Linked DNA regions of Homo sapiens: region 1 is linked to region 2. A link is an interaction called in ENCODE POLR2A ChIA-PET data of the cell type or tissue named here. Cell type or tissue: Panc1. All regions are shown on one strand. Each heading gives the region's core, and the rest is flanking DNA. Links, peaks and the distances in the headings are about the cores only.

Region 1 (2,916 bases), core at 317-2,816, 53 kb before region 2:
AATAATAAAGTGATCAATTCACCAAGAAGATGTAACAATTATAAATATACATGCACTCAACACTAAAGCACCCAGACATATAAAGCAAATATTATTAGATTTAAAGGGGGAGAAAGATTCCAACACAGTAAATGTTGGTGACTTTAACATCCTACTATGGGCATTGAACAGATCATCTAGACAAAAGATCAACATTGGATTGAAACTGTACTTGGACCAAATGGACCTAACAGACAATTACAGAATACTTCATAAAATAGCTATGGAATACACATTCTCTTCATCAGCACATGGAACATTCTCCAGGACAGACCATGTGTAAGGCCACAAAACAAATCTCAACAAATTTAAAATAATTGAAATCATATTAAGTATCTTTTCTGACCACAATGGAATAACACTAGATATCAATGAGAGGAACTTTCAAAACTGTACAAGTATATACACCACAAAATACTATGCACTTATAAAAAAGAGTGAAATCCTGTCTTTTGCAGCAACATGGATGCAGCTGGAGGCCATTATCCTAAGTGAATTAATACAGGCTCAGAAAACCAAATACTGCATGTTCTCACTTATAAGTGGGAGCTAAATATTAGATATACATGAACATAAAGATGGCAACAATAGAAAATTGGGACTACTGAAGGAGGAAGGGGGCCAGGGTTGAAAAACTAACTATTAGGTACTGAGCTTAGTACCTGAGTGATGAGTTCATTCATACTTCAAATCTCAGCATCATGCAATATACCCAGGTAACAAACCGGCACATGTACTCACTGAATCTAAAATAAAAGTTAAAAAAATAAATTTTATTGGCTCAAATAAAAGAGAAAATGTAAAAATCAGATAATACTGTGTTTATAAAATTTTATGTCAAATTTAAGCTTTTTACAAATAAGATGTTATACTTTTTAAAAACTGTACAAATATATGGAAATTAAACAACGTGCTTCTGAATGATCAGTGGGTTAATGAGGAACTTAAGGAAATTTAAAAAATTTTTGAAATGAATGAAAATAGAAACACAACATACCAAACCTTATGGGATATAGCAAAAGCAGTGTTAAGAGTGAAGTTTATAGCAATAAATGCCTACATCAAAAAACGTAGAAAGATTTCAAATAAGCAACATAATCACGTATCTCAAGGTGTCCCCTTGAGTTTTTAACTCTCAGACTTGTCCACACTAATCCTCCAGGAATTTGTCAGTGATGGTTCAAGTTTTCCTACCCGAGCACTGGTTTCCTTAGTGGTTTCCATTTGTTAGGCTCATTCTGGTAAGCTATGATTCATCTCCTTTCACCTGTGTCTCCAATTTTCTGGGCAGCAGTTTGCCCTGTGTCCTCACCTCTATTACAGATCCAATAAGAGTTGTTGATTTTTCATTCTGTTCAACTTTTTACTTGTTGTTAGGATGGAGTGACAGCTTCCAAGCTCCTTACATGTGGAACCAGAAACCAGAAGTCTATTTGGTTATTTTTTGAATCAATATAGTAACGTTCATATGAGCTGTAATTTGATAATGTGCGATAGAACCTTCTGAGGCTTCGAAAAACAATTTGTCTGTAGTACATTTCTTCTTGTGGTTCTTTTTGCAAAGTAGCTTGCTAATTTTTTTTTTTTTTTTTTTTGAGATGGAGTCTCGGTCTGTTGCCAGGCTGGAGTGCAGTGGCGTGATCTCGGCTCACTGCAACCTCTGCTTCCCGGCTTCAAGCGATTCTCCTGCCTCAGCCTCTCGAGTAGCTGGGACTACAGGCACACACCACCACGCCCAGCTAATTTTTTGTATTTTTAGTAGAGACAGGGTTTCACCATGTTGGCCAGGATGGTCTCGATCTCTTGACCTTGTGATCTGCCAGCCTTGGCCTCCCAAAGTGCTGGGATTACAGCTGTGAACCACCTTGCCCAGCCTCTAATATTTAAATTTATAGGGGAGAGGTCATGAGTTCGAGACCAGCCTAGCTAACATGGTGACACCGTCTCTACTAAAAAAAAAAAAAAAAAAAATTAGCCGGGCATGTTGGTGGGTGCCTGTAATCCCAGCTACTCGGGAGGCTGAGGCAGGAGAATTGCTTGAACCTGGGAGGTGGAGGTTGTAGTGAGCTGAGACTGTGCCATTGTACTCCAGCCTGGGCAACAAGAACAAAACTCAAGAAAAATAAAAATTAAAAATAAATAAATAAATGTACAGGGAAAGTGCCATAGAGAAGAAAGAGATGTTCTTCTGACAATGGTCTCAAAGTAATAGTTTTATATTGGGACATGGAAAAAGACAGGATTGTTAGATACTCCCACTACTTAAGTGGTTGTAGTACTCTGGTGATCTGATTTTTTTATAGTAATGCAATTAATGGTAGATGTGGTGGTGCCCATATCAACAAGAAAATTGTATTGTTGGCCGGGCATGGTGGCTCACGCCTGCAATCCCAGCACTTGGGAGGCCGAGACAGGTGGATCACAAGGTCAGGAGTTCGAGATCAGCCTGGCCAACGTGGTGAAACCCTGTCTCTAGTAAAAATACAACAATGAGCTGGGCGTCATCGTGCATGCCTGTAATCCCAGCTACTTGGGAGGCTGAGACAGGAGAATCACTTGAACCTGGGAGGCGGAGGTTGAAGTGAGCTGAGATTGCACCACTGCACTCCAGCCTGGGCGACAGAACAGGACTCCGTCTCAAAAAAAAAAAAAAAGAAAAGAAAATTGTATTGTTGTTCACATGTAGTTACAGTTAGTTCTTATCAGAATCGTCTATTCAGTGGAATGTTTCCTTGATGTGGCATCATTGGACAGGTTTAATTGTCCTTCTATTTCTTTCTTTCTTTTCTTTTTTTTTTTTTTTTTTTTGAGACGGAGTTTCACTCTTGTTGTCCAGGCTGGAGTACAATGGTGCGATCTTGGCTCACCGCAACCTCT
Region 2 (2,916 bases), core at 111-2,610:
CTGGGCATAAATCCCCTGGAAGGAGAGAGGGACAGAGGGACAGAAGACAACATACGAGTGAGTTTGCTCTAAAAATCAGCTGCTGCTGCCTTCTAGCCAGGAGCAGCCTGGGGCTCCTGCACCTCCTGTGCATCGTGGCCTTGCCCTGCTCCCATCTGTCTGCAGCCACCCTGTCCCCACCTTTCTCATTCGTCAACATCGGCGAGCACTTTTGAGTGCCAGCTCTATGCAGGTGCTGGGGCCCAAAGTCAGAGAAAGCATAGCTGCCCCTCCAGGGAGTTCCCAGTTCAGCAGAGACAGGGAAGCAAGGATTCCAGGCAGAGCATGTGGGAGGCCCAAGGCCCTGGGGTCAGTAGGAGGCGTGTGCTGGTGCAGCAGAGGCGTGGGCAGGGCAGACGGGGAAGAGAGGGAATGGGGACACAGCGTGCGGAGCCAGGTCCTGGGGGACTGTGAGTGCAGCCACAACTGCAAGAAACTGATCTGGTGAATCTGGGAGTTAGAAAGATCAGTGTGTCAAGGGAGAACTGGAGCCTGGAGGTGAGGTGATCCGTGAGGGGTGCTGCTGTGCTCTTGGTAAGATACAAAAGCACCGGCATTGTGTTTCTCTAAAAATATTCCCCCAAGCCCTAGTGAGAACTCTGGGGTTCTGGGGTAGCATTGGAGGGGTCAGAGTGAAATCCTGGTTTTTATAGAATGTAGACACAGGCATAGGTAAGGGTGGATGTGTATGCCAGCTCACAGACGGCCCCATCTCCACCCATGAGAGCCCATGAGGGGTGCCATCCTGAGAGCGGTGAGAATTCAGAGGCAAAGAGCTCAATGTCACCAACCCAAGCTCAAATGACTCAGAGAAAATACATATGTAGGCAGAGAGACAAATCACTGAGCAAGTGTGGCTATCACCCAGTGAATCTGGGAAGTGAAGTGCACATAGCAGTCCTACTTTTTTGAACGTGCAATTTCTCCATAACTTTGAAATTATTTCAAAATAAGATGTTTTCAAAACACCTGTTATGGACTGAATTGTGTGCTTCCTTCCCCAACCTACCATATTTGCGTATTAAAGTCCTCACCCCCAGCAACTCAGAATGTAACCCTATTTGGAGATAAGCTCCTTTTTTTTTTTTTTGAGAAGGAGTCTTGCTCTTGTCCCCCAGGCTGGAGTGCAATGGCAGGATCTTGGCTCACTGCAACCTCCGCCTCCCGAGTTCAAGTGATTCTCCTGCCTCAGTCTCCGAGTAGCTAGGATCACAGGCACCCACCACCACGCCTGGTGAATTTTTGCATTTTTAGTAGAGACGGGGTTTTGCCATGTTGGCCAGGCTCGTCTCAAACTCCTGACCTCATGATCCGCCCGCCTTGGCCTCCCAAAGTGCTGGGATTACAGGCGTGAGCCACCGCGCCTGGCCCAGAGATAAGGTCTTTAAAGAGGTCACTAATGAGATATCTTGGGTGGGCTGTAATCCAATATGTCCCGTGCCCTTTTAAGAGCAGGATATTTGGACTCAGACGTGCATGTGCACACATCACTGTGTGGTGACAGATGGAGAAGACAGCCATCTGCAGGCCGAGAGGAGAAGCCTCAGGAGAAAGCCCCTGCTGACACCTTGATCTCGGAGCTCCAGGCTCCAGAACTAGAAGGAAATACATTTATTTCTGTTGTTGAAACTACCTAGTCTGTGGCACTTTGTTATGGCAGACCTAGAAAATGAACAATGCACCCTCCCACCCTACAAAAACTGTGATTCACAACTGTCCATTCTATGTGGGGCCTGGCCCAGGGCTCTGGGACAGACACTCTGAGGAGCTCCAGTCCAGGAGAGACCCAGCTCAGCTGTGGGCTCCAAAGGGCAGAAACCATGTCTGTCCCACAAAGGGCTGTGTCTCCAGGTCCTGGTATGGTGCCCAGCACATGACAAATGCCCAAAATAAAATGAATGCATAATAATAGCACCCCACCCAGGACGTACCATATGCCACAATGGCAGTGAGCCCCGAGGAGGCCCTCAGGGAGGTGGGGGTGGAGGCTGCAGCTGTTTGGGAGTTAGCTGGACAGGCTGCAGTGGCTGCCGGCATGTGAGGGCCAAGGGAGAGGAGGTGCCTGAGGATGAAGGGCAGGGCTCTCACTTGAGGGACAGAGGGGTGGCAGGGAGGAGACGCTCCTCCTCTGAAGTGGGGTTCGGGGGGGTTCGGGCCTCGGGGGAAGCAGGCTGGCGCAGGGAGCACTCAGGACTCAGGGAGAGGCAGAGGCTGGCGGGGAGCTGACCAGAGAAGGCACACGGTCAGGTGGAGGGTGGCACAGGGCTCCCGGGTGAGGACGGAGGCCACGAGGTGGAGGGGTGAGATCCGGGTCTGTGGTGCCCTCAGACTATGGAGCCCTCGACTTATGTACGGGGGCAATTCTCTTGCACAGCCAGGGCCATGGAGATGAGGCGGCCTTGGGTCCCCTACCAGCAGCCAGTGCTCCCACCTTCTCCCCATCTGGATACCCCTGCTCTACCTGGCCAGGCTCTTAGCTTGGGAGGGAACCACTCATGGCTGGTCATGGGCCTGGGCTCCAAGCAAGAGGGTCAAGGGGGCCTGTCCCTAAAGCTCCCCAGGCGGGAAGTTGGGCTGGAGTTCTTTTAGGAAAAAGGAGGTACAATTCCTAAAGCTCTGTCTAGCATCCACCGCCACTCCTGAGCTGCAGCTCTGGAAGCTATAACACCAATGAGGGGCTGGCACAAGACCAGGAAAGGGGCCCCAATACCCATGGCCCCACAGAGGCTGCAAGGTTAAGTCTGATTCCCTCTGTGTGCCTGGCACACAGATGGAAGGAGAATGAGTGAGCTGATGTCCAATGAAGGAAGGGCCACTGGAAGGTGCCATCCCATCCCCCGCAGCCCCAACAGAGAGGTTCAGATGAGGCCTGGGACC

What was found. ChIA-PET counts read pairs that join two places held together with the same protein. Peaks named below come from ENCODE experiments on the same cell type or tissue, not always from the same donor. Only the 100,000 strongest peaks of a DNase experiment are listed, where the experiment ranks them.
Region 1: POLR2A ChIA-PET joins it to region 2 with 5 read pairs; 1 of 35 experiments calls an interaction of 5 or more read pairs at or near these places.

The regions. Positions count from the first base shown.
Region 1 is chr11:77,247,983-77,250,898 of GRCh38, reverse strand. All of the region lies in intron 11 of GDPD4 (glycerophosphodiester phosphodiesterase domain containing 4), which reads left to right. Among named protein-coding and RNA genes, the nearest start is that of GDPD4, 52 kb to the left of the region's middle. In Panc1, for the core only: no CTCF peak of the experiment used is centred there; a DNase peak (open chromatin) is centred at 1,278.
Region 2 is chr11:77,194,580-77,197,495 of GRCh38, reverse strand. It overlaps MYO7A (myosin VIIA), which reads right to left. Exons shown (of 49, transcript NM_000260.4): 33 at 1-15. Among named protein-coding and RNA genes, the nearest start is that of MYO7A, 68 kb to the right of the region's middle. In Panc1, for the core only: CTCF peaks have their summits at 1,348 and 1,560 (motif pointing left); a DNase peak (open chromatin) is centred at 1,545.